7 separate regions of the Mus musculus genome follow, and regions 1, 3, 4, 5, 6 and 7 are each linked to region 2. The links are chromatin loops, found by intact Hi-C in ENCODE. Cell type or tissue: left cerebral cortex. All regions are shown on one strand.

Region 1 (4,000 bases), 110 kb after region 2:
CAGATTTCTGAGTTCGAGGCCAGCCTGGTCTACAGATTGAGTTCCAGGACAGCCAGGGCTACACAGAGAAACCCTGTCTTGAAAAAAACTAAAAAGAAAAAGAAATTTCTGACCATGAACAAAAGGTTGTTTATTCATTTATAATTTGCTTAATTTTACTATCGTTGGGCCTAATGTTGCAACTCAGTTAATAGAGTGTTTCCCCAGCCTCCATGAAGCCCTGGGCTTGATTCTAAGTACTGTATAAACCGAGCATTGTGGGGGATAGTGGTAAGCCTATCCTTTTGGTTGAGGTAAGAGGATAAGAAGTTCAAGGTCATTCATGACTAAATAGAGAGTTTGAGACCAGAATGGACTGCATGAGACCTTGGCACAATAAAATAACTGATAAATTTAATTTATTAATAGATTGATTTATTGTTATTATATACTATTTCAGTATATGGCATACCCTTAATTTAAGCTATATCATATCATATAACAGACTTTTCCTGGGGAAATAAAACAGACACACCTTATCCCAGATAGTCAGACCAATATAGACCAAAATCCAAGTTGGTAGACCAATGAGTTTTATTGGGGTTACTCACAGGGACAAGAAATGACTTAAGGACAGCTGCATCACCAAGGACCATCCCAGCATAGGTGACAGCTCACAAATGTTGAAGTACACTCCACAGCCTGAAGGCAGGTCAGTGAGTCACAGCATGTCATTTCCAGGTGGCTCTGAGACTCTTCCTAGCAGCTCAACTGGTCTTTCTTTCTTCTAGGCAGTTTGACTGGTCTCTGCTTCTTCCAGGCTGCTTAGCCAATCTCTGCTTCTTTTAAGAGGTTAAGCTTGTTTGAGAAATTTGTAGCTTGTCCTGTCTAAGGGTGACCTGTAGCAGTACTTTCTATTTATCTATTCTTGGGAGGGAAAAGCCTAGTGAATCTCATCTGTTTCAGGGACTTCCTGAAGCTGTTTGGAGTTGCTTCTTTCCTATCTGAATGGGCTTTCCTGGGGGATGGAGTGTATCAATCTTATATAAAACAGCTACACAATCACCATAAATTGTTGTGGGAAAAACTGAAACATTTCAGTTGCTTTTGGACAGTTTTTGATACATATGACTAGATTGCTACCATTTAAAATCAGACAAGTTGGCTGATGGGACTCTCAAATCAAGGGTAGATATATGGCACCTCTGATTCCCCCCTGCCCCTGTGCCATGTGGTCTCTTATCTTCATGACTGTCTTATATTAAATCAGAGGTTTTCTTTGCATTTATAGAAGTGGTTAGTTGAAACTATTTGTTACCACTTGAAGACCACAGGGCAACAAGGTACATGTGTGTGTGTGTGGGGGGGGGGAAGCACTTTAGCAATCTGTAAATGAAAACATGAGGGAAGATGAGTTTGTGGAGTTGCCTGTGCTGTAGAACTAGTGCAGATCCCATCAGACCTCTCATGTAGCACACACAGGACACATGACCATCTGTCATATAGACCAAGAGATGACTTTTATGGAATATGTGGTTCCTATGCACCAGCTGCTGCTATAGAAAGAGTGCTGTCAGGAGGATAAATGACCTGACCTGGAAGCTGAGACTGCAGCTACATAAATTTATCAGAGCAAGTATGACCATTTTCTCCTTGCTCTGTGAACCTATCAGAAATAGTAACTCATGCATGTGGCTTCTCCGGTGAACTGCTGACTTGAGAAGTGGTTGTGAGCTTCCAGAAGAAGGTATGCCCAGATAACATGGGCTCCTGTGTGGTTTGGATGTGCTTGTCCCAGGGAGTGGCACTACTAGGAGGTGTGACTTTGTTGAAGGAGGTGTGACCTCGACATAGTGTGTCACTGTGGGGATGGGCTTTGAGACCCTCCTTTTAGTTGTTCCTCCCTCCTTTTGGATGAAGATGTAGAATTCTCAGCTCCTTCAGCTCCATGCCTCCATACATGTTGATATGATAATGGACTGAAACTCAGCCTGTAAGTCAGCCCCAATTAAACCACCACAATCCCAAAGGCAGAAGGACTTTACAGGAGTGAGTTGTGCTTTGTTTTTAAAGCAATAGGGAGGCATAATAGCGATTCTGAGTAGGAGGATAAGAATAATAGCTAAAACTTTGAGATTATTTACCCATGCCTAACATTGTACAAACCATGTAACATATGTTATTTGACATATCCATTATAGAATCTTTTCCATGTGGGTGCTATCACCGGACAGGTTGGGGGTCCTGTTCCATGTTTCACAGTGCGTGGAGGTACTAGGATTTAAGCAATCAAACCTAGAACTGCTCCTCTCTTTGATAGAGTCTCTTGCATTGTGTGTGTGTATATATATACACACACATATATAGATATATATCTGTATATGTATATATAACCATCAACACTAGCATTAGAGGAGTTAGATGGATGGCTCAGGGGATAAGAATACTTACTGCTCTTCGAGAGGACCTGAGTTTGGTTCCTAACAACCACATGGCAGCTCACAAAGAGCTTCTTTTGGTCTCCATGGGCACTGGAACCCACACAGAGTACACTTACACACATGCAGGCAAAAGATGCATACCCATAAAGTAAAGATGAATACATCTTAAACAGAAGACTGGCTTTAGAGAGGATGCTCCATTCTCTAGAAGCTTGCTTATTCTTTATGGAGGCTGCACATCTGGAAAAGGACAGATGTAATAATATGAAGTGACAGTAGGGGTGGTTCCTAGTGAGAGGGGTGGATAAGAACATCAGAAGAATATGGTGGATTGGAAGGAACCCATGACTGGAAGAATCAGGAGTCCAGGATGACTCTGACCTTAGCTGGCAATGCCCACTGAATACTCAGCAACCTGTCTCGATACAAGACACCTTCATCCGAGATGGTTCTCTCCCTCATTTGCTTTGCCACGGTCTTCATTCAGGTGTGTCTTGGTTCTCACATTGCTCACAATTTATACAAATACAAGGACCATAATTTAGTAAGCTGTGGATTTACAACCTGCTTATTTTCTATACTTGAATAACTGTTATTTGGAACTAAAAAGGAAGCATGACTGTGGGGACGACACAAGTCCAGGATGTTTGTCCTGTTCATTGTGCCTTGGTAGATTTGGACGTTTCTACACCAAAGGTTTTGCTTGTTGTGGGTTGGAAGAGAAAAGGCTGGCACTGAAACTCCAGCTCTGCCATTAGAATAGTTATGTGACCTGGGCAAGGAGCCAATCCTCTCGGAATTTGACTTTTTTAATACGGCAAAAACAACTGTCCCCAAGTCTTTATTAATATTCAGTTGGTAGAAGGCAGAGTTGCACGCACTTGTGGACTAATTTTCCAACACACTTGGAAAAAAATAGGACGGAAATTTCCCCTCAGTCACAAATGTACCTTAACCTGACATTTTAGAGATGGGGTTGGCACATATTTGCTGACTACATAGTAAATATTTCAAACTTTGTTGGCCCTGCAATCTCTATTTTTGCTACTGAAAGCAGCCACTGAAGTAAAGGTAACCAGAGATAATAAGTAAGTAAATATGTATATGTCTGCATCTCACTAAAACTTTACTGCAGTGTATTTGTATGTTCATGTCTACACATGTGGTGTGTCTGTGCATATGTTCACGCACATGTATGTTTAAGGCTGAGGTATAATCAGCACCCTGTGAAAGAGGTGGTGTGGCCTGCTCAATTAAACTAATATGGCAATAGCAACAGGGAGAAACGAAATACTTATGGTGAAAGAGAAGGAGGCAGGGAGGAACTGTCCAGTCTTATAGGAGACATTTCACTGTAAGACATCAACTCCACATGAAGATCAGAGAGCTGTTGCTGGTTTTCCTTCTGCAACCAGAAGCATAGAGCATGCTGCGAGGATTTTTGTTCCTGAGTGTTTCCCAGCATCTTCATAGGCCTGTTCTGTTCAGAGGAGGAGAGTGTGGGTACTTCTTGCCTGAGCACTGCATGACATGAAGATGAACTGGGCTAGTTCGTAGTGTTCAGACCCATATCTGATGTT
Region 2 (4,000 bases):
TTGCCTTCAGTGTCATGGAGAGAGAGAGAGAGAGAGAGAGAGAGAGAGAGAGAGAGAGAGAGAGAGAGAGAGAGAGAGAGAGAGAGAAAGAGAGAGAGAGATATCCTGGCATAAAGCTGCACACGTGTTCTGCGTACTGGCTTGCAGGCAAACTGTTTGTTTCTAATTAGGGAGCCGAAGCCTGCTGGCAGTCACAAGTTTTGGTGTTGTGTTTAGTTTGCATGCCTGTGCTTTTGGCATGGGGGAGGGGGTAACTGCATTAGGGTTTTCTCGATTGGTTTTGACTTTGTAACTTCTCCGTGGTCCACTTTTAGTTTCTAGGCGCCTTTAGAGCCTGCTTCAAGTAATACGCAGCAAGAACTGAGCTGTGGTCTAGTTATCTCAACCACCTAAACCTGGTTTGTGGTAGAAATGATAAAACTACTTGGAAAGGCTGTTATACAAATTAAATGGGCTGATAAGTAGAATTGACTAAGAGATTACTGGAAATAGTATATGTTCAGTAGATCATAACTGCCTTCCTCTTGCCTATAAAAGAAGAAATTTGCTTTAAACATTCTAGAAAATATTAAAAACATTTTTAAATTTAATAAGTATGCATTTGCTGTCTACTATGTGGAGACACTCTCCTAGGTTTTGAGGCTCCAATCATGAACAAGTTAAAACAAAACAAAACAAAACAACCCCAGAGATATCACCTCCACAGAATTTAAATGTTAGAGTTCACAATCGACATGCAAGAAACATAAATAAGGCATTCATTTTCTTTATTTCGTCCAACACAAACTTCATCTCTAGGGTTAGATGCTACTGAATAAAATCTAGGAGGAATTAACAAACATATTGTGGATTTTACTTTCCCAGAATGCATCCTTCTTTCCCTAGGAGGAAACCCTGAGTGTTCCTGGGAGGTCAGTCCTTCCAGCTGTAGTCTGTGTGACTCAGATGAAGCCCCAGTCTGTTCCCAGGAGTACTGTGAACACATTTCCTGCTCCAAACACCAGGACCTGTCCTTTATTGTAACCTCACAAGCCAAAGCCCCAATAATGATTAGCTTGCGCATAATCACATGACCTAAGTGTTCTCAGTCAAGGCAGACCATGGATTTGTGTGTAAGCTCCATGATACAGCTAGATTCTCTCAGGGTTATTTTTTCTAGCCTTGTAGCTAATATGGCATCTCAGAACAGCATGTGAGGCGACTGGAATAAGAAAAATGTTGATTTTCTGGAAACTGTTTCTTCTCAAAGATCTTCTCCTTTGATTTCCAGGATCATTTCTGAGCCCCCTTTGCTTTCCCCTGTCATTTCTCCTTCTCTGGCCTTTGAAACTGGGAACTGTGTAGTGGTCTAAAGCTTATAACCAAAGCCTTCACCTTACAAGAGACCTTGTTGGGTAGTACTTCAGCAAGCAGAGAGGGAGACACCTTCCTCCCTTGCCTGGTGTGCTTACCCATCATTTCTAACTCTGTGCGACCCCCAGGTGCAGAGAGATCCTTTTATTCATTTGCTTTATGGATTATAAAGTCTAATTTGATTCTGATCATGGGCATACCCAGGGTGGATTTGGTTCTCCAGTTTATCTACTTCTGCGGAGACAACTAGAAACAGCCTGACGTGCCTCCTCATTGTTTCTTTGCCTGAATGTGACTTCGAATAAATTTGTGACAGAAAAGTCATCACTTCCAAACTACCCCATAAGGGAGAGAGATGTCACTTAGCAGCACTGCAAAGCAAAACATCAAACCCCCTATTTCTTGTGTAAATGCTTTGTAGTGTGTTCAAAGTGTTTTATAATATGTGACAATGGTTACTCCCTAAATAAGACCTATAGTTTTTGGTTTGGGCTTTTTGAGACAGGGTCTCTAACCTAGGGCGGTTTCAAACTCCCTTTGTAGTTGAGGGTAACTTTGCCTTTCTGAGCCTTCTGCCTCCACCTCCCAAAGTCTGGGGTTTCAGGGATGCAATGCCATGTACAAATGTACAAATGCCTGGCTTTGTACAATGTTACGGTTTGAATGCAGAACCCTCTACATGTTAGGCCAGTGCTCTAACAACTGTGGTTCAACCCCAGCCAAAAACTTTATTTTAAAACATACATTCCCCAGGTATGGTGACGTGTTTGTATTCAGGAAAATATTCTGATATGAAGAGAAAAATAGCTGTTCACTCATTTAATCATGCATTTATTGACATGTAGGTACCAAAATAAGTATTCAATGTCACCCCCATTTTTAGTGAGAGTTGAGCGAATCAAGAAGTTTTCTTGAATGTATGCAAAAAAAAGTATAGCCCTTATTCTCTCCTCTCAGCTCTTGTGGTTTCACTGCTTTATCATAGAATAAGGAGAAATTAATCACGTGCCTCTCAGGAGCTGGTGGGAATTGCAAAGCTGAGCAGGGAATCAGGGCTGAGGGCGCGGCAGGACCATGGAGAGCGCCAGGGCCGCGACCAGGGCGGGGCGTCGCTGAGTCCCCGGAACCCCCCAGGGGGCGCTCGAGAGGAGGCTTAAGAACTAGTATCTTGCTGGGCTGCTGGGCGCAAGGGTTTCGTCAGAAGGTGGAAATCTCAGCTAGAAGCTGCCATCTCCTGGCTCTCACCCCTCCCTCCCTCCCTTCCTCCTTTCCTTCCTCCCTCACTCCTCTGCTCCCTCCCTCCTTCCCCAGTTCCTTCCTCTTTACTCAGCGAGTTCCTGAGCCCAGCAGCTCCTTCCACGCCGTTCACCCTCTCCCCCAGCCCCCAGCCCCCAGCCCCAAGAATGGAGTCGGGGTTTCCAGAGCGACCAAACTCTCCTCCCAGCATCTTTATCCTCCTCGGCTGTTGCTAAACTACCCCCAGTGGACCAAAGAGGGGGGAGGGAAGCCCGACTCTCCTAAGACCTCTTTACAACTACATCACCCAGGACCTCCACTCCAAAGGCGGATTTTGCATCCTGGGGGCGTGACAGACCTGTCCCGGGCTGAATTCTCTTTCTAGTCTCTGAGGCTGGCACACCCAGGTGAGTAGATGCTAACTCTGAGTCCTGTGTTCTTGCAAACTCGTCAGGGCTGCTGCGTAGCCAGACCAACTTTTGAGAAGCTCTGGGTTTTCGCCCAGCCTGGCTTGTTTGTCATTGCTGTTGTTCTGAACAGCGGCAGGAGCAGCAGTCCTTAAAGGCAAAAAAACTTTCAGCCAAAATACCTGCTTTTCCCGCATAACTCTACTCGCCCAGGTGGAGTGGTAGGGAGGCCCCAGGCGGGACGACAGAGGGAGGGCTAGGTTAGGCTCTGGAAGTCCTGCGGGCTTGAGGGAGGATTATTATTGTTTTAGAAATGAGAAGGGGGATGGGACCATAGTCGGGGCTGGAGTTGCTGCTTCCCATTTGACAGCAAAAAAGGTGTGGGGCATCAGTAGTGTTAGCCAATGGCTTGATCCTCTGCTGTTTGAATTCGGCTTCTGCAAGAGGTTCTAATAATATTTAACTGCGTCCATGACACCGAGGCTCACAAGTAACCCATAGTCTTGCTCGCGGCTTTATTTGGCTCGGTCTCCAACATTTTTTTCTTTTTGTTAAATGAAATAGCAGGGTGGTAAAGGAGGAACTGGAAGTACTGGGAGTCGCGTCTGACTAGAGAGCTAAAACTCGGTATCACGTACTACGAAGGATTGCTAGAACTCAATCCAAGGGAGTCAGAAAGTGGTCCACACTGAGTTGAGCTGAACAGCAATGGGTGGGAGTGGACAGAATCCAAGGAATAGTCTTAGGAAGATGAACTCCATCTTCCTCTTAGTGTAAGTGGGCTTGGGGTGGGGGTGGGGGCTAACCTCATTATGCATTCCAGATTCTACTGGGGGGGGGGGCTTCCAGGATTTAGGGAAGATTACCTATGGAGAGTCAATGAGGTGGAAGCAGGACTTGCTAGGGTGGGGATGGGCTGGAGACAGGGATAGAGTCCTGGGAAAGTTGATAAGAGATATCTGTCTCCATGCTGTGGACCCACCCGCTCCTAGAAGGTCCATGCC
Region 3 (4,000 bases), 490 kb after region 2:
GATCATGGTGTGAAGGCTTTTGCATCCATTATCACATGTAATCACTTCAGCCTCTGGCACAGAGGAGAGATCTTCTGGTCAGGACTTGGCTGACCACTGATAAGAACAGGAGAGACTCCATGACCCTACAAACCTGATGTTTCTGGATACTAACCCCTGGGAACCTCAAGCTGCTAAGAGGGATGAATGAAGTAGTTCATAAATCAGCATAAATGCTCCAGAACTGGAGACACCCAGTTTGGGGGAGAACCTGAGCAATTCTCAGGAGACCAAAAGCGACAGTGGGTGTTAAAGGGACGCTTGTGGGAGTCACTTCTTTGTTTTTATACAACTAATGTCTTTTCCATTATCAGTTTTGTAAATGTATGACCTTATAGTCTTGACATCTATAAATTAGCCATCATTTGGGACAATTTATTCTACTCTAAAAGATGTATCAGTAAGTGAGTCTTCAGACATAGCAGAAAACAGGGCTGGAGAGATGGCCCAGTGTTAACACTAGCTGCTCTTGCAGAAGACCCAGGTTCAGTTCCCAGCACTACATGGCGGGTCACAGTCATCTGTAACTCCAGCTCCAGGACATCCTAATGCACTCTTCTGTCCTGTGCAAGCTCTAGGCATGTAGATGGTGCACGTACATACATGCAGGCAAGACATACACATATAAAAATGAGTCTACATTGTTTTTTAAAACTAAGTAGGAGATGATGAAGACATGGTGCATAGGCAGAGCGCTGATCCTGGGTTCCTCCATTTGCGCCTCTTCACCACCACCCCCCTTCAGCATCCTTTTACTCGTAAAGATAGGATTTGGAGATCTCTAAATTCTTTTCCAGTTCTGAAGCTTATATCAATTCTGAATCCGTTAGCTCTTAAAGAAAGTGTGCTCGGGAGCACAATTTAATATAGTCCCTTTATGTAATGATGAAGATGTGTTATTGATCAAACACAACAGCATTTGCAAAATAGCTAGTACTTACTAATACTTTTTTTCAGAAAGGTTAGTATTCTACTTTCACATTTGAGATTGCTGTTCCCCTCTCCTGCGTGTATAACCTTACAGTGTTATCTGCGGTGAGCGTGCAGCACAGTGAGGATCTGGAGGGTCACGAGCTTTTCTTACACTGTGGGGGATGCTAGCCATTCAGCTACGTAAACCTTAAGAGTGGTCACTTCTCAAAGGTCTGTTAGAGAAGGGGGTTAGAGAGGATGAGTGTGTAGCAAGATGATCAAAATATGTGCGATTATCACAGTGAGACCCACTACCCTGTGTCATTAATGTGTACTAATAAGAAAAAGAGAAAGTTACTTTGCCAGTGTGGGAAGCACTCATCATTTATAATTAAAGTGTTTTTGTTTAAAAAGGAAAGAAATTTTCCAAACTAAAAATGTACCAGCCACTTACATGTTTAGCCCTCAGGGGAGCTGCAATTAGACTAACGATATAGAGGGTTTGTTTTTATCTTTTAGTTTGCTTTTTGGTTTTTTTTTTAAAAGACCTATGAATATCAAATATTGAATAGTTGGGCACTCAAAATAAGTTGATTAAAATAGTTTTATTCATAATAAGGCTAGAACTGTTTTTTAATCTACAAGGAATTTACACCCAAAAAAAGTAGGCTACTTTGTTTTTGCTATTTTTGTACCTTATAAAAACTGACGTGGCGCATAGTGTCTCTTTGTAAGAACAGTAAATGGCCCTAAAAGTTGATTAAATCAATTCATCTTGGGAGCAGAGCAGTGTTTTCATTGTAGGGAGGATAATTGCTGAGGAATTCTGCAAGAGACTCAGCCTCATGGACGGGGCTCCCCACGTGTGACAGTGCCATCAGCCTCTGCACTGCCTTTCTGAATCATTTCTTTGGAAGTTTGGAAAGGAAGCGGGCAGGGCCGAGCAGACTGTTCGAGCACTTCTGCTGTCGCTTCTGCTGAGCATTGGCTGTGCCCATGGCTAAGACCTAGTTTTATAAGATTGTGATTTTAGTTGAAACAGTTATTCAATTTTAGTGAAACTGAAAAGCAACTAAGACATATATATTGTCTTAATTCTTTTATGTTGGAGTCTAGTGGTAATGTAGGCTATGATGTTCATTTTAGCTATTTTGTATCAAAACATCAAAACATAAGGGTTTCTTCTCAGAAGTTTCTTGGAATACTCAAAGTCTTATGTTAACAAAATAACATTGTGCTTGATAAATCAACTGAGCTATGTGAATGTTGAAAGCAAATTTGAAAACTTAAACCAAGTACATTTGAATTTGAAACACAAGAAAGTAACAGATTTGTATGGAAAGCCTCTTCTCTCTTGCAGGCGTGAGTGTGAAGGAAGGTGAGAAAGGGCGTAGGAGTTCTCAGCAATCGAGAAGGGGAAGGGCAAAGAATGATAGGACCTGTCTTTTGGAGGGAAGAGAGGGAACAATAGCTTCTCAAGAGAAAAGTGTTCACTGCTCAGCCCCATTAGAGCAGCAGTGTTCACTGCACAGCCCCCTCAGAGCAGCAGTGTTCACTGCATAGCCCCATTAGAGCAGCAGTGTTCACTGCTCAGCCCCATTAGAGCAGCAGTGTTCACTGCTCAGCCCCCTCAGAGCAGCAGTGTTCACTGCTCAGCCCCATTAGAGCAGCAGTGTTCACTGCTCAGCCCCATTAGAGCAGCAGTGTTCACTGCTCAGCCCCATTAGAGCAGCAGTGTTCACTGCACAGGCCCCTCAGAGCAGCAGTGTTCACTGCTCAGCCCCCTCAGAGCAGCAGTGTTCACTGCACAGGCCCCTCAGAGCAGCAGTGTTCACTGCACAGGCCCCTCAGAGCAGCAGTGTTCACTGCTCAGCCCCCTCAGAGTAGCAGTGTTCACTGCACAGGCCTCTCAGAGCAGCTGTGTTCACTGCTCAGCCCCATTCAAGCTGCAGTGTTCAGTGCACATCCCCATTAGAGCTGCAGTGTTCACTGCTCAGCCCCCCTTAGAGCAGCAGTGTTCACTGCACAGGCCCCTCAGAGCAGCAGTGTTCACTGCTCAGCCCCATTCGAGCTGCAGTGTTCAGTGCACATCCCCATTAGAGCTGCAGTGTTCACTGCTCAGCCCCCATTAGAGCAGCAGTTTTCACTGCATTCAGGATACAGTCCACTGAGCTGCAGGTATAGGTGATTTAGCAATAAGAAAGACTGTAATATGTATCACAGTGGATGTAGATAAATGGTCTAAGGAATAAGAAAAATAAGCTGACAAAATGGTTCTTTTGGACAGTAAACCGGGAGGCCTGAATTAGAGAGCAGCTCATCTGAAAATCTATTGGAAACATCCTGTGAAGAAGGAGACTAGTGTAGACAGAGGACCTGAGGCCAGTGTGGATGGCTTTCAAACCAGCAAGGGCAAGGGCGGCCAGGCTGAGACTTGTGCACACGGTTGGATGTAAGCAGCAAGGTGATTTGATCTTATGTAGATAATTAGTTTAGATATAATCTCATCTCCCTTTAGTGGTGGGAATTAGATGGTGTTGATTCAGTAGGGAATAAAGTATGCTTTGATTTTTCTATTTTTCTGTGTGTTTGTAACTTGGTTTGGGGCTCTGCACTCAGGTCATTTGTGCTGTTTCATGCATCACATGTGCTGCTCTTCCCTCTAGAAACCTGACTCTAGATTGGAATTTTACCGAGATCTTGGACTGCCACCAAAACAGATACATAAAATCTTTCATGTGACAGATAACGCTGTAATTAAGCCAGGTAATCTGAGGTCGGGAGAGGAGGGAGGTAAAAATACCGAATATGTGGTTTGTTTAATGTCAGCCCTTTCAGTAAAGCTAAACAAAACACAAAGTCCCAAACATGTATTTTTAAATATAAAACCTATCTGATTTAATCACTAGGAACAAACAGTCTTTGTTTCTGGTAAGTGGGGAAAGCTGTAGGATCCTCTTTGTTTTCCCTGAGAGGGAGGAACTCTGGTGCAAATGTGGGGAGTGACACGTTTATAAAGAGCCTCTCCAAGTAAGCGCTCTAGCTTCAA
Region 4 (4,000 bases), 480 kb after region 2:
GCTCCAGTGAAATGAATGCTTTGTGCAGTGGAGACAGCGAAATTCTTGCTTTAAGAACCCATTTTGTTCCATTTTGATATAAAGTGAGAGTGAAAGCCAGGCCCCATGGTGCTACGCGACTAATAAAACTGCAAAGGCATTTCTTTCTGGGCATAGAAGATTATTTTAAGCATTATCTCCCTGCTCCTCCGTTACTAAGGGAATCCTGTCTCAGCTCAGCAGTGCAGATGGGCAAGTTGCCATGACGATGCTTCTAGGCCTGATTGGAGTCTAAATGCCACAGACGGAGAAACCACTGTCGCCACATGACTCTGGAGCAGCCTGGCAGCCCTCTTCCCAACCTTTGTCGTTCGCTCACTCCCCGTGGACCTACCTCAGCTGCTTGCCCCCCGAGCATGCAGACACAGCTGGAAATGATGAGGACAGCAGCCTGCCCTGTCTGATTTTTGTCCCAGTCAGTTGCTCACCCTCATGCCCATTGTCATTGTCCTCCTGCCCCTCAGACACATGCACTCTTTTGCCCTTTCCTTTGTTTCTCTAAATGGAAGAGGTACTATATGTATATCTAGAAACTTCTCTCATGAGCAAAGGAAAATATGGTACAAATCGCAGTGCCTAGCTTGTTTTCAGACTTAGTCTGAAATGTTTCACAGGATCACTCCGTCATGGCACTCAGCCATCAGTCCTGTCCCTACAGCCCAAAGCCAACCCTACTCATCTACCTGGACATATGATGTCTGTGGCTCTGAAGATGCTCACAAGGTCTTTCGGCTCACGTGCTCTTTTTATAGTGTAGCTTTGCCATGTTCCCATTCAGGGTGACCCTTGCCCTTGTGGTGGAAGTAAAATCACACCACGTGTTTCACACAGCTAGGTCAAAGTGGATTGCACAACCTATGCGTGTTCAAGGCTTGCGCTTAGAAGCTAACCACCATGTTGTGAGGAAGCACAAGCAGAGACTAGACATGAGTTTCAGCCACAAAAGCAATATCTGCCCGTCTACCATCATAAACAGAGTAAATAATAAGCCTGAAAGCCAAGCTGGCATCAGCCGTCATCTTCGTTCCAACCAATGCCTGAGAAACTATAGAAGAAACAAGCTATCTTTACCATGTCCCTTCTACAACCCTGGCAAAGGGAATCCTTACAGATAGTACAGCAGTGGCTGTTCTGAGCCCAGAGTTTCAGGTCAGTTTCTTGTTTTTGCAGTAATTGTGTTCCTTTCTTTATAATGTCCATTCTCTACTCCTGGAAAAACCTTCCTCTCGCCTCAAGGGATAATTCGCATTACCTCTTCTGTGAGAATCCTCTTCAAGTCGTTTGTACATCTCCCTGTGGATACACAGTTTTGTCTGTTTGCTTCTCCCTTCTTCCCTGCCATGAGCCACTTGAGTACTGGTGATTTCACAGTAGGAGCCAAACAGTAAAGCTGGATGGTCTGCTTGGGTTTGCTTGTCTGTTGTTTGCTAAGTGGGGAAGTTACCTATTCTTTGAGTTTCATGCAATTGCAAATGTAGATGGTGAGCATTGCAATAATGGTCTGGCACCAGGAGGGAAGCAAGCCAGATGGCCTCGACTGGAGCCATGTGTTTCACTGGTGTGTGGTGTTCTGTTTTCCACTGCTAATACTTTTATAACAATAAAAAAATTAAAGAAATGCACATTGGTATCATATTAAATCTCACAACTACATTAAAAAATAACAGAAGGAGACGAGATTCTGGAATACTTTTTTAAAATGTCAGACATAGCCACACTGGTGGTGGCTTCCTCTAGTTGCTGCCGTTCCTCTCCTCCTTCTTTCCTTCTCCTCCTTCTTTCCTTCTCCTCCTCTGCCCTCCTCTTTTGTGTCCTCCTCCTGTTCCTCTCCCACTCCAATTCCTCTTACTCCCTTCTCCTTCACTTCTTCCTTTTGCTTTCCTCAAATTAAATATATTTCCATTTGATAGTTTCCTGAAACCCTGAAGTCTGGGCCTGGCATAGTAAAAATAAAGATTATGTCCTGAAAATCTTATGGCAAAGCTCGAATGTATCTTGATCTTGCATTCCTGGTTGAATGGGCATCTGGGGACTTTACACCATGGCCTTTTAGGCTTTTGGTTTCAGCCAGCAATGGAATCTCCAAGTCCAGAATCTCTTATACTGCATTTTCTCTCTCCCACCACCAGAGGTGTTGCAGCTTAATAACACCGCTAACAATCTGAAAATATTCTAATTCACCACATCTTAGGAAAAATAGAATAAGGCCTAGGATAATGTAAAGACTAAACTAATTTATTAAAGGCTTTTAATTTCAAGTATAATGTATGTTATTAAATGACTCATAAATGGCCACTAAAATATAATCACCTGAAGATGAAATTGTTGTTGTTCTTATTATGCAATAAGCCAACCACATGGAACGCATCACAAATATCATTGAGACTCTGTGGCAGAAGCACATGGTAGGAACACACAAGGACAGTATCTCTAGTGAAGCTTGGCTTGGAAACACACTCTTATGATGGATGGTTTCTCTTTTCTGAGCATGCATGTAGTAATTCAGAATGGGGAAATAGCTTTATTCTTACTTTTATGAGCAGAAAGTTTCTTTCATCAGCTTTGGTCTGAATTAGTGGGGTAAGGACCTCAGAAATGTCATATTAAAAAGAGACTGGGGCGGTTATCTCTGCTCCAGTGAGAAATGAAGTCTTACCAAGGCAGAGTGGCAGTTTCTTAGGAGTAGCATCACAAGTTATGGAAAGCTTGAAATCTGATCCCGTATCCCCTAAGGAAACCAGTGCTAGGTCTCTTGGGACCTGGGACTGTCACTTAGAAGTACACAGCAATGACTAAATCTAGAGTAACGACAATGCCGTGCCCCAGTTGTCAATCAGGACAGCAAATTATGGTTTTTCTTCAATTCACTTTGGCAGTGGCGCCTATCATTGGTTTCATTGACACAATGTCCCCATTCTGGGTCAGGTAAAACTTGGCACAAGAAACAAAGGTTAACCTGGATGCTCCCTCACCCCAGTCCATTGCATAGGGTATACTTACTTGCTTTCCTCTCTATTGCTAGAGGAATTCTAAGGCCAGGACAGTAACACAGATACTCCTGAGAAACAAATAAAATGTCTAGAAAAACATCCCTGTTGTGATACTGCCACTCTTTAGACACTGTCTTTACCTCTTACTAGCTGGGTAATATTATAGAAGTAATGCAATCTCCCTTTGCCTAAGTTGGGATAATGACAGTATCATTGCATGAGGTTATTACAAAAATTAAGTGGGAAAATATACTGAGAGAATGAAATGAATCCTCTTACCACCCATACTGCTGTCTTTACATCCAAACATCAACACGGTATTTCTAGAGGCTGCTAAAAACATGACTAACAGGTTCACCAATTGTTCTCAACCCATAATTTGGTCTTCCTGCCACCAGAACAAAAATTAAGACGCCTAATTGCTGAACTATCTTTAATTCTTCATAGCATCCATTTTGAACATATGTTCATTTCCTTGATAATACATTAAAAAACACCTGGAGTAAGCCCAAATCATGTAATAAAGCTCTTCAACTTACTTCTACACTGACAGCCCCAGGCACATAGTCCTTCTTGTTGCATTGAGCTACTTAAACTGGCCTTCCTACAAGTTTAGTGACCTCCTGGATACCATTGACTGATGGACACATACAATACTGAACACAGACTATTGTATACTATAGACATACAAAACACTAGATATTGGTGATAGTAGGTTTTGTTTTCTCTTATTCTCATGCATAGTAGATGTCAAGGCTCAATGAATATGCCTATCTTAAGTATCTGTGAAGTCAGGTAGCAAGGACAGAGTGATGCATTCTTTTCTCTGAGTCTCAAAATATTACTGAGAAGCTGTCAAGGTACCCACAACAGCACTTAGTGGAAGAACAGGCAACGATTTTGAGCCCTCACGTCTAAGCAATAACTCTCTAAACTTTCTAAAGCAGGTTACCCAGGTCTTTAATTTTCTT
Region 5 (4,000 bases), 820 kb after region 2:
CTACGCGCTCCAGGGTCCTGAAGATTCAATAAGCAGTAAGCGGTAACCAATAGCTATTATCTGGGTTTTTGTTTTGTTTTGATTTTGTTTTCCTTTTAAATTTTTGTTATGTCTCTCCATCCCCCAATCTTAGACTGCCAACGCACACAAAAGGTTTCAGCAAAAAGTGAGTCTCTCTTGTTCACTGCCACACATCTCTGAGGCAAGACTATGGTTTGTTTTTGTTGTTGTTGTTGGCTGTTTTGTTTTGTTTTTTAACTTGCCTGTCCAAACAGAAAAAAAAAAACAAAAGATGTATAGCTTGTTCTGCTGCTTTTGTAGGCACAGCAGCACCTCTCATAAAATGTTTGCATATTACTTTCAGTATGGGAAAGAAGAGTCCTCGAGATGTCGCATGTGTACCTAGCGTCATTCACAAGACAGAGACACTGAGAATTTCCACAAAGAGTTGCCTTGAATGAAATGTCACATGATGACATAGTGAATTACTGTCAAATTATTCCACTGATGATTTTGTTCAGAAATATTTTTACTTCTGATTTGAATACTCAGGGTTTCCCAGAACCGTCACCAGGAAGGAAAGAGTCACTGCTTGGAGTAAGCTTTGAACTCAATTAGCATCAAGGTCTCAGAGTTCTCTTGTTTAACTCTCTAACACGGGCTGTCCTGGCAAATGAGGGGAGCTGAGGCCTGGAGTCCAGAAGCCCAATTCAAACACGCTGTGTTCTTCAAAGACCTAGGTTCCCTTAGGTCCATGCAGGAAGGGGATTCTATCTCCCAGCACACCACACAAGCCAGCGACGTCTTCTGGAGAATCGGGCTGATGGCCAAGCTTGGCTTCGCTTGGTCTGATAACTCGGCTTGCTTTTCTCCCTCTCTTCCTCTCTACCTTCACTTCTCTCTGCTGTTATTCTTCAGTTCATTCTAGTAGCCACTCCTGGCTCTGCTTTCTCCTCCATTTTGTGTGCCTGACTGAGTGGAAAATCAGCTCGCTATGACTCTGAACACACCCAGTACAGCCAAGCCAAGCATGCCCCAAGGAGGGGAGGGCCCTTGAAGATGAAGCCTGGGCTTGAGGACATGTCTTTGAGGACTTGGAAGTTTTTCATCTTTAAAACAACGAGAGATAGAGACTTCTCTCAAAAGAATACATGCCAGTTGCCGACAGATATATGCTAAGGTACTCAACATCATTAATCACTAGGAAAATGAATCTTAAAGCCACAATAAGATACTACCTCTTTATACTTAGTGTGATGATGATGATCAAAAGAAGAAGAAAACAAGTGCTGGCGTGGAGACGGAGAAAAAGAAACACACTCTGCAGGCAGGAACGTGAATCAGTACAGCTAGTATGAAAGACAACGGCAAGTTCCTCAGAAAATGAAAAACTATGGTCTAGTAATCCCACCAATAAACACAAACCAAAGAAAGTCCGTGCAGAGAGACATCTACATCCCCATGTTTATTGCAATAGTATTCCTAAGAAGCAAGGAATGGTGTATCCACCGACTGATAAGGAGGTAAAGTATGACACAGGCATCCATGGAAATGCCTCACAGTCTTAAAGGGATAAGGTCTGTCATTACAGCATCATGGATACAACTGGAAGGCAGTAGGCTAAGTCTAAGTCCTACACAGGAAGACAAATACCACAGGATCTCAGCAAATGTGGAATCCTCAAGTTTATCTCATAGACATAGAGAGGAGAGTGAGGGAAATAAGAGGGACATACAATGCTTAGCAGAGATGGGGAGGGCCAGGCCAGCCGAGTAGTAAACATGGTAAGATGACTGTACACTAATGACAGTATGCTGTAATGTCTTCCCCACAAAGAAATGGTATTTGAGGAAAGAGATCTACTTATCCTGATCTGAAGATTATATAATGTATACATAAACTGAAATATCACATAGTGTCCTATAGATGCACATAATTTTATGTATCAAAAGATCCTTGGGATTTTCTTTTAAAATGCTTTGGTAGCTTAATGAAGATATAAACTGAAATTATGAACTATAATATTCTTTTAGAACATAATTACAACCAATAGAACAGAGTGTTTATAATTATGAGAGAAAATATTCCCCAAAATAGATTTCTAAATTTCATGATGCATAATGTCATAGTGGAAGAAACAGCTTGCTCATTCACTACATAACTTTAATCTTATTACTGCAATAACTAAAAAAGGAATGTCAGATATCTGTGCCCACAGAAAACTCTCTCCAAACACGCACCAATCAAGCGTAATGCCTGCAGTTTTTATTTTTATCCCACTGCTAGTCGGAGAGCAATAAAAAATTTAAAGGAAAGTGGTATTTACACTTACAGTGTAATTAAAGTTCCCAGTATACACAAAATGTCAATGATGGTGTGGTGCCCCCAAGTGGCAAAGTGATGAACTGCAGGACTTTGTTGGGAGGGTCAGAAACTGTAGTCCAGTTTTTCAAATTGATTGTCTGAGTATTTACGGATATCACTGGAGCCAATCATAAGAGTCTACATCCCAGGGGCTATTAAAGCCAATTCTTTTAATATTTAATATTTAACATTAGGGAGATCCAGCCTGCTCCACTAAGAAAATAGCAATCATAATATTATAGAAATCTTAGCAAGCATTCTGCTTTGCCTAGTTATGACATCACTTCCTTCTGTCTGTGGTCTGGTGCATGAAGCAGATGTCAAAGGCTTACCTAACAAACAGACTGTTGGATAATGAGGGGTGCTAAGGAGATATCCATCTCGTAAACCAAAAACGCAAGTGTCAACAGTATGGGGCTAAGGGGGAGGTGTCATTCTAAAAAATAATATAAACCAAAATTATGAGCTAGATATTCTCTTTTAGAACATAATTACATCGAGTAGTTTTCATAAGTTTGGCATTCACTCTGTGTGGCTAGAAGACCACCTTTAGGGCTGAGGGGAAAAGTTCTTTGCAGGACGAGCACGTGAGACTTGATCTTCATTATCATCCTGGCAGGATTTAGAATTTACCTAGAAGTATCACTGGGCATGCCTGTAAAGGCCTTTCTAGAGAGGTTTATCTGAGGGAAGACCCCCTGAACTCGGATAGTTTCCTTTTATGGGCTGTGATCCTGGACTGAGTGAAGAGAAGATGGGGAGATGGGAGTGCCACCTTCACGTTGTTCTGCTCCCTGACTGTGGACACGATGTGACCAGCAGCTCTACACTCTACTGCCACACCTTACTAGGATGGATGCGTGTGCTCAAACTCGGGGTCAAAACAAACCACCTTCTCCAAAACTGCTGTGTTAGGTACTTTGTCCTGGCACTAAGAAGACTAAAAAATGCAGAGTGTAACTCATGCTCTAGGAAACCCAGATGACCGCCCGCTTTTGCCCTTCTACTCGCTGGAACTGACTGCAAACGACAAGTTCTCAATCACGACAACTTCTCCAAGTGTCACATACCGGGACAATTCTAAGAGCCCATCTTTAAAATAAAGCATTGGTAACATTTTGTTGTTGTTGTTTTGGTTTGGTTTGGGTTTTGGTTTTTTTCGAGACTGGGTTTCTCTGTATAGTCCTGTCTGTCCTGGAAGTCACTCTGTAGACCAGGCTGGCCTTGAACTCAGAAATCCGCCTGCCTCCCAAGTGCTGAGATCAAAGGCGTGCGCCACCACTGTGTGGCTTTATCATTCATACAACACAGCAAGACATGGGAAATCATTTGTCATTCTGATTTTCAACCATACTTGAAATAGCCAAGGAGAGAAACAGGAAGAACTTAAAGGAGCCAGATGCTGCTGAAGAAAACAGACACTGGGATAGAAGCTTGATCTCCCAGGGGCAAAGGAATTTCTTGAGGGCACTGTCCTATCCTTTGTTTGTATTCTTCCCATGGGGTGTGTGTGAGAGAGGGAACGAGGGAGGGAGGGAGGGAGGGAGGGAGGGAGGGAGGGAGGGAGAGGGAGAGAGAGAGAGAGAGAGAGAGAGAGAGAGAGAGAGAGAGAGAGACTAGACTGACTAACCAGGAG
Region 6 (4,000 bases), 160 kb before region 2:
ATCTCCCAGCCATGCACGTAATTCTCACCACTACTACTTGCCAGAGTAAAACCAAGAATACGGAAAACTTGCCCTTCCTCAGGCGGGTTAATAAGGGTTGCCAGCAGGGTTATAAGGCGGCCAGCCACCCTCGGAGCAGAAGCTGAAAGCAAGCCTTGCTGCTGAGCACGTGATTGGCTGCAGCCGGTAGAGCCTGCCTTCAATTCCGGAAGAGTTTTACTGGGTGGCACAGGCTTGTAAATCTAGCTATTCCAGATTCTGAGGCCGGACGATGGTGAGTTAAGGCTTGCTCGTGTTACAGAGTTCAGCTTGGGCAACTTAGCGAGACACTGTCTCAACATAAAAAATTAAAGAAAGCCAGGATGCAGGTCAGGGTTGGAGTGCTTACCTAGCAAGTGTGGGGTCCTGCGTTCAATCCCAAACACTACGAATACTAATACATGTGCAGTACAAAAGCGCTACAAGTGAATAATAATAAATTACAATAATAAACTGGATTTTGCAAGACTGAGTCTTTTGCTGTAGTGTGCGGGCTCTTTTTTTTCCCCTTTAATTTTGTAAACCATACATACTTCCATACTTTCAAGTGTTTCCTTCCTTCAAGGCTCATTGTAGAGTTTGTATACATTCCACTCAGACTAAAGAACTCACACCTCCTCAGCAGCCAGCTAAAGATCTTGTGTTCCCACACCGGGAGTCGAACCCGGGCCGCCTGGGTGAAAACCAGGAATCCTAACCGCTAGACCATGTGGGAACTGATACTGATAGTACCTTCTTGAAGAGGTCGCTTATGAAGGTGGGGCAGAGAGCCTCAGATCTGCCTCTGGGGGGGAAACGGTGTAGGGGTACTTATAGGTTAAAGAAACAGGGTGGTCTGGAGTGTGGGTAAAGGCGATCAAAGGCTGGGAAAGCGAAGTAGTTGTGATCTGTGCGCAGTCAAATCTTACTGCTTTTCCTAGGGCGCATGCTCAGAGAATAGCAGCATTAGCTCTGGCTCTGAGTGTTGGCTCTGAGCGATGTTCTGGTTTCTAACGTTAGAAGGTCTGTGCAACCTAAGTTGTCTCTGAAAGCCAAATTAGGGCACCCATCACCACGGTGACCAGTTTGCCAGAGGTGCTAACTGTGAAAAAGCTCTTAGGAATGAGCTGCTTAGATAGAGGAGCCAGAAAACCGGTGATAACAGCAGCTAAGCAAAATCAGGTGAGCGAGCCGGCTAGTGCAGGCAGGGCTCTAGCTTTCCCCGGAACTCACCGAAACCACCGAATCTGGTGTGCATGATAGACCTGAAAAGGAACCTACCTTTCAACGGCGATCTAAGTGCGTGCTCAGGTTGGACAAGCGCTAATACCGTGCACCACAGTTGACACGAAGAAAAGTTAGTTTTAGCAGCCACAATACTTGCAGAAGTTTCTTTCTGCTAACCAACTTTTAAGAAATCAGGTTGGTCTGGTACCTCTTCATTTGCAAATAATTGAAATGAAACAAAAATGTCTTCGAGACCTCATCTTTAGGCCCAATGAAGTGCACCACAACGTATTTTGAATAGTTGTTTGTTGGATGCTTAACCATTCGCTGACTCAGCGATTTAGTGGCTCTATGTGACGAGAGGTCTTGTGTGATAAATTATGGAATAGAGCGTTATTAAATTGTCACACTACCTTGTATCAGATGCTGTCGCTAGGCATATTTTGGGCACTGCAATTATCACGCTGCAAAGGAGAGGGGATTTCTGATAGCCGTACATCGATGCTTACTCCGAGAAGCATGTCCGCCCCCTTCCCTCCCCCAACTTCTGCGGCGCTGGTTTCTAAACCCCAGATTACTTGGATGTGGCCGAATCAAGGAACAGATTCATAGGGGAAATGGTTAGGAGACTAATGTCTGCCACAGTCTGTTTAATTACCTGGAGTTGGTTAAAAATTAGTCTCTGGGCCCCATTTCGAAAATCAGAGTCTCTTGGGAAGATGCTGAGAAATTTTAGATTTCAACAAGTCTCACAGGCAGTCTATGTATAAACTAATCTTTGTGAATTAACCGCTGTTTCCCATCAGGCTTAGCTTCTGTTATTGTATGAATGACAGAGCACATAGCTTCACACATACATGAATCTTGCATCTGAAGAAGTGTCTGATACAGAAATCTGGCGACTATTGTAGACTGCTAGCTTTTAAATAGAACGGTCTCAGTATCTAATATGCAGACAAAGCTGCTTGGAGTAGCCAAAGATGAAGTGGGTAAGTGTTAAGAAAATGTAGGTAAATTTAAAAACATTCATCTCTCATGTGATGATAATTAGTTTTGTTTGTTTGTTTGTTAGCTTTTTTGGTTGTTTTTTTTTTTTTGCCATTAGGACCCCTCCACCCCCATCTACAGGATGCAACTAGAATTTGAACGACTTGACACAGTGTCATAAAATCACCAGAAGGGAGCAGCAGAGAGCTGCCAAATGGCTCCGAGAGGCATTTGTGCGCCAAGGTTTTATCCACTAGGCAGATGTTAACTTTGCTGCAAAGAGCTGGCTACCAGGGGAGTGTTTGCAAAGAACACTTCGGCATAAGCATCTCTAAGCCAGGAGAGCTGAGGCAGAGGGCAGGCGGCTGCCTCTCAGGAGAAAAGATGATGCCCTGCTAGTGGGCAGAGAGAGGAGCTACCATAGGAGACTGGATGGTAGCTGGCAAATCAGGAGCTGGGTCAGGGCGAGTGCTAAGAGTGGGCTTATCTGACAGCTCTGGGAGTCCCAGCCTCTACCCAGGTATCTTTCAGGACTCAGTATTCCAGTGGTCCATTGCTGTGGTAAGAGCAGGAAACAGTGGGTTTCCATCAACAAACCATATAATTTAAAAAAACAAGTTGTATTATGATTATGGGAAAGCCTAGAACCCAATCCCTTGTTGAGAAACACTGTGGTGGCGAGATCTTCCAGCTCTTTTTGGAAAATGCCTTTGCATTTAAAAACGAACTTAAGGAATACAAGACAGTATGTGATTAAATACTGCAATTACAGTACAATCGATACTTGCTCTCGAAGTTTCTGTGAAAGGAGAGATCAATGGAGGCTTGAGTGGCCAAGGGAGGTTCTTTAAGGAAGTGAAATTTGATCTGAGCCTTAATGGATGAGAATGGTTCAGTAAGGCCAGGAGGACATGAAGTGAGCCCAGTGGGTACTGTGTGTGTGTGTGTGTGTGTGTGTGTGTGTGTGTGTGTGTATTGAAGGCTTGGCAGGAGGCTACTGTACCTGTGTGTAATGTGTTTGTGCTGGGAGATAAAACCTACTTTTTGGCCATTAGTGAACTTTGTTTTTCCTGGATGTTTCCCCATGTGTTCTGAACAAGAACACAGTCAGTCTGCTTCCTTTAAGAATGGAGTGTGTCGGGGCTGGTGAGATGGCTCAGTGGGTAAGAGCATCTGACTGCTTTTCTTTTTTTAATTTTTTAAAAAAATTTAAAAATTTATTTATTTATTATTATATGTAAGTGCAGTGTAGCTGTCTTCAGACACACCAGAAGAGGGAGTCAGATCTCATTACGGATGGTTGTGAGCCACCATGTGGTTGCTGGGATTTGAACTCTGGACCTTCAGAAGAGCAGTCAGGGGCTGGTGATGTGGCTCAGTGGGTAAGAGCACCCGACTGCTCTTCCAAAGGTCCAGAGTTCAAATCCCAGCAACCACATGGTGGCTCACAACCATCCGTAAAGAGATCTGATGCCCTCTTCTGGTGTGTCTGAAGACAGCTACAGTGTACTCACATGTAATAAATAAATCTTTAAGAAAATAAAAAAAGAATGGAGTGTGTCATTAACTTTGAAGAGGTAAACATGGATGCCACACACACAGGATCCAGTGGCTCATGGTGAGACAGTTTGCAGGGCACAGATGCCCAGTTTTTTTCTTATGGTCAGCTGGGGCACTATAATCTTGACTGTGTGAACATGGTACGGTTTGCTTAGTTTCAGTCTGGATAAATACAAATATACCTAGATCTTTATGATGATGATGAAAA
Region 7 (4,000 bases), 810 kb after region 2:
CATGTACATACACACACACACACACACACACACACACACACACAGAGTTGATAGGTGGAAGGAACAGACACACAAACCTTACACATGTACATACATACATATACACACACACACACAGAGTTGATAGGTGGAAGGAACAGACACACAAACCTTACACATGTACATACACACACACACACACACACACACACACAGAGTTGATAGGTGGAAGGAACAGACACACAAGACACACAAACCTTACACATGTACTTACATACACACACACACACACACACACACACAGAGTTGATAGGTGGAAGGAACAGACACACAAACCTTACACATACACACATAGTTGGTGGATGGGTGAAACGGCTACACTATCCATTATTCTTTCTTATATATCCCAGCAAACTCTTTTAAGCAATATACAATTACAATGTGATTATGTTTTAGTTTTCTTCTAGTGAATGATTATGAAAAACCAGTGTGTTCCCCAATACCTTTACAGGAAATAACATTACATTGTACATGTAAAGAAAACAAATTATTTTCCAAACCCACAAACATTCCTAACCAAGTAACTTGTTTTAGATTAACAACATGTAAGCAAGCAAGGCAGTTTTCTCTGCCAGTTTCTCTTACTGGCAGGCAGCAATTTGCAGTTAAAAAGAAAAGAGTAATTATCATATTTATCTTTAAAAGTAATCTTGTAAGAATCATAAAAGAGCCAGAAATCTATGTTTTTATATAAAAATCAGTCATATCTACCTTAAATCTTCAGAATGCATATCTACTCATCAGCAACTCTTAATAAATCCTATCAGGAAGCTTGGGGCAAAAAAACTGGGTTTAAGAAATCCATCATCACCAGTCCAGCCTCAGTGCAAGTCATGTCGGCCAGCACTGCCATTGTTTTTGTTCCTGACCATAAAGGGTCCCTAGCTTAACTTAATGAGCATGTGCCTTTCTGAACTTCATATTGTTCCCTAAGAGTTGAGCCAGTAGTAAAAACATCTCAACCTAGCTTCACTAACAACTTTATCTTTCCAAATGTTTTCTAAGGGTGGTGGTGGTCACTGCTGACAATCTACATGTCAAAGTTCTTCTCCAGGCCGTGATAGAACCATAACCTGCTCCAGCAGCAATGCCAGAGAGAGATCAGGCATTAGCACTGTGAGTGCCAGAGGTACTGCCCAGCGAGGGACTGGAAGCCCCTTTGAATTTTCATATAATTCTTAGATTAAGAGGGATGTGAGGGCAGCAAACAGCAGAACTCCACAACAGCATGGCGTCCTCAAGGTACATGGTATTTGGGCTTTACCACACTGAGACCCACCCGTGAGGCTGTGGTAGCCTGTGGTTTGCATTCCCTGAGTTCTAAAGCCATCTGTCGTTCCTCCTGCATGGCTCTCGGTATTTTCTTCCATAAAAGGAATGGAAGTGAGACATATCGCTCCCAGCCTTTATGAGATCTTGGTGTGTCACCCCAGTGGCCACTGCATTCTCAGGCTATGTGTCTGTTTAACTGACATGATTGCTTCATCACTAGGATCTCAGAGTATCCTTAGCAGCATCAGTTAGGCGCTTGCTATAGGACTGTCGCTGCTCTCTGCCCTTCCTGTGGACAGTGGAGGCTTCTGCTTTTCTTTCAAGGATGAGAGCACACATATATCAGTGCATACACATAAAATAGGAGCCTCCATCTAATACCCTCAGGGCATGACCACACAAATCTATCCCACCCCATAGAAAATGGTCCATGAAGTTAAAAAGATTTCGCCAAGCTCATTTCTCAGCTGATCTCTGCTTTTCCTAGAAAGAAATTAAGAGTATGTTAATGACCCACGTTTAGCCTTTCATTCATTTAGTCAGTAAAACTAAATAAAGTATTGGTAAATCTTAATTAAATAAAGACATTTTGGACCTTGAATTAATGTGTTGCCATTAGAAATCCTGCCAGGTGATGATAGCTGATCTGCATGTCGCTTTACCACCATCTGCTGTTCACCATGACTACCTTTAAAACAGGACTTGCATTCTTATTTCTCTGACTCCATCTTCAGCAACACTGTGTGTGTCTGGGGTCTGATCTCACCACGATGTCCAGCACTGTCAGGAACCCGCGGCAAAGCTCCTCAGTTTACCAGTGTTCACAGGCCTGGGTTGGAGGGCCAGCTATCAGGTCAAATGCGTCTGGGAATTGCTGTGGGTTCCATGGAGGTCTTTGAGCCACGCCTTGCCTCAGTAGATCTAAGTTTCTGAGGAGCCCCTCAGAGAGGGGTCTGCTTTACCTTTATAGAACCCAGGGTCTTACAGCTGTGTTTCCCTGTGGAACTGTTTTTAAAATAGGAAATCTACCAGTGTTTCCCAAACAACAGTGTTTGGCGCTCTGGAGACGAAGGTCACAAGACAGACACCGAGATGGTTCTGAAAACTTACTGCTCTAAACGTCACAGTGGAACAAATGTCTGCAAGTTTTATGTGGTCTCTGCTTATACATAATGTGCCACCAGATTTGTGCCTTTTCTTATATAACCAGACAAGCAGAGGACAGCAAAACAGCTGTTGTCACCCTCACTTCAAAGAGGAGTCATTTCAGAGACTAAAAATTGATCCTGTCACCAGGCCCAGTAGCAGTCCCTAGCAGGGCTCTTCAGCTAGCACCCCTAACAGCTGAGGATTAGCTCATCCCCCCGGAATAGCACTGACAGGGCACGTCCCCAAAATCTCATATTTTACCTTAAAATCTCATGCAAGAAACTGACATATTTATGAAATGACAGATGTTCAGGCTTACTCATTGTGGCAGTATTTGCAATAACCAAAGATTTAAAACAGTCCAAAACGAACAGCAATAGGAATCTTCAATCTTCAATCTTACCATGGAACATACTACTTAACATATCTACTTTAAAAAGAAGAATGGGAGAATGGGGTGTTCCCCATGTACAACATGGACAGACGTCCTAGATGTTTTGACATATGAAAAGAACCAAATACAAATATGCAATATGCTAGAAATTATCATAAGGGAGAAATGGAAAATAAGACCCCGTATTCTGAAGCTGTTCATGCATATATGAATCAGTTCTGGGAGCATCCATATTCATAAATTCCTTTTTTCTTTTTAGATTTGGTTTGAGTCTTGTTTTGTTTTGAGACAGGCCAATCAGGCTGACCTGCAATCTACCTGCTCCAACCTCCAAAACACTACAGTTAGAAGTGTGCACTGTGTGTGTGTTTGTGTGTGTGTGTGAATTGTGTATTGTGTGTGTTTGCATGTGGAATAGACAGACAGACACACAGAGACACTGAAAGAGACAGAGACAGATGGATAAGCAGAGACAGAAAGATAGACAGACAGAGACAGAAACGGAGAAGGGGGAGGACCGACCTAGGGCGTCAGCATGAGATCTGGTCTAGCCCCAGCCCTATGAGCCAGGCTTGCTGAGATGCTTCCAGTGGAGTTACAGACTCTCCTGAATCTGGGCCTCCAAACTCTGGCCCTCTTACTTACTTGCTTCAAGCACGTATCCACTGAGCCATCTCTCCATTCTCTCGCTCAGGAAACTCCCAATAGCAGCTCTGTGGTGGCGGGAATGTGTGCAAATTTGAGAAATGGAGGATGGGAATGAGGTGAGGGGTTTTGTTTTGTTTTGTTTTGTTTTGTTTTGTTGTTGTTGTTGTTTTTACAATCTACTTTTTATATGAACCATGAAGCTGTATAACCTATTAAAAATTAAATTTAAAAAACACACAAACTTTTACTCTGCTTCATGGCATATTCACATTTGCCTTAAAATAAACCTATGCTCTTTTAAATAGTATATCATTAACCTCATAAGGCCTGCATTCTGGAACACTGTATATGGTCTGGTGTGGAAGATACGCACTCAGAGCACTTTAAAGTAGGCCAGCACTCTCTAACACACTAGCTGTGAATACCTGCTTAAGGACTGCACAAGACTGGCTTAGGAAACATACTGTCACAGAGTATGGACGGGCTCACTAGGTACCC

What was found. Hi-C counts contacts between places; a loop is a spot of excess contacts. Peaks named below come from ENCODE experiments on the same cell type or tissue, not always from the same donor. Only the 100,000 strongest peaks of a DNase experiment are listed, where the experiment ranks them.
Region 1: it touches region 2 in a loop (2.7-fold over the local background); 3 of 42 quality-filtered maps call a loop at or near these places.
Region 3: it touches region 2 in a loop (2.5-fold over the local background); 6 of 42 quality-filtered maps call a loop at or near these places.
Region 4: a loop joins it to region 2, with 4 times the contacts of the local background. A loop is called at or near these places in 6 of 42 quality-filtered maps.
Region 5: it touches region 2 in a loop (6-fold over the local background); 29 of 42 quality-filtered maps call a loop at or near these places.
Region 6: a loop joins it to region 2, with 4 times the contacts of the local background. A loop is called at or near these places in 6 of 42 quality-filtered maps.
Region 7: a loop joins it to region 2, with 6 times the contacts of the local background. A loop is called at or near these places in 24 of 42 quality-filtered maps.

The regions. Positions count from the first base shown.
Region 1 is chr9:104,680,930-104,684,929 of GRCm38, forward strand. All of the region lies in intron 1 of Cpne4 (copine IV), which reads left to right. Among named protein-coding and RNA genes, the nearest start is that of Cpne4, 110 kb to the left of the region's middle. In left cerebral cortex, no CTCF peak of the experiment used is centred here; no DNase peak of the experiment used is centred here.
Region 2 is chr9:104,567,106-104,571,105 of GRCm38, forward strand. Cpne4 (copine IV) reads left to right here and starts at 2,550. Exons shown (of 16, transcript NM_028719.3): 1 at 2,550-2,996. In left cerebral cortex, a CTCF peak has its summit at 2,470 (motif pointing right); DNase peaks (open chromatin) are centred at 210, 2,505 and 3,003; H3K4me3 peaks cover 1,695 bases.
Region 3 is chr9:105,058,282-105,062,281 of GRCm38, forward strand. It overlaps Mrpl3 (mitochondrial ribosomal protein L3), which reads left to right. Exons shown (of 10, transcript NM_053159.4): 5 at 3,618-3,717. Among named protein-coding and RNA genes, the nearest start is that of Mrpl3, 7.0 kb to the left of the region's middle. In left cerebral cortex, no CTCF peak of the experiment used is centred here; a DNase peak (open chromatin) is centred at 1,840.
Region 4 is chr9:105,048,281-105,052,280 of GRCm38, forward strand. No RefSeq gene overlaps it. Among named protein-coding and RNA genes, the nearest start is that of Mrpl3, 3.0 kb to the right of the region's middle. In left cerebral cortex, a CTCF peak has its summit at 2,177; a DNase peak (open chromatin) is centred at 217; H3K27ac peaks cover 505 bases.
Region 5 is chr9:105,387,126-105,391,125 of GRCm38, forward strand. The region is part of intron 2 of Nek11 (NIMA (never in mitosis gene a)-related expressed kinase 11); the gene reads right to left. Among named protein-coding and RNA genes, the nearest start is that of Nek11, 6.2 kb to the right of the region's middle. In left cerebral cortex, a CTCF peak has its summit at 2,388 (motif pointing left); a DNase peak (open chromatin) is centred at 2,359.
Region 6 is chr9:104,407,985-104,411,984 of GRCm38, forward strand. It overlaps n-TEttc8 (a tRNA gene), which reads right to left and starts at 754; the gene lies at 683-754. In left cerebral cortex, a CTCF peak has its summit at 2,425 (motif pointing right); DNase peaks (open chromatin) are centred at 768, 964, 1,812, 2,032 and 1 more place; H3K4me3 peaks cover 2,087 bases.
Region 7 is chr9:105,375,183-105,379,182 of GRCm38, forward strand. The region is part of intron 2 of Nek11 (NIMA (never in mitosis gene a)-related expressed kinase 11); the gene reads right to left. Among named protein-coding and RNA genes, the nearest start is that of Nek11, 18 kb to the right of the region's middle. In left cerebral cortex, a CTCF peak has its summit at 1,975 (motif pointing left); DNase peaks (open chromatin) are centred at 1,386, 1,987 and 2,593.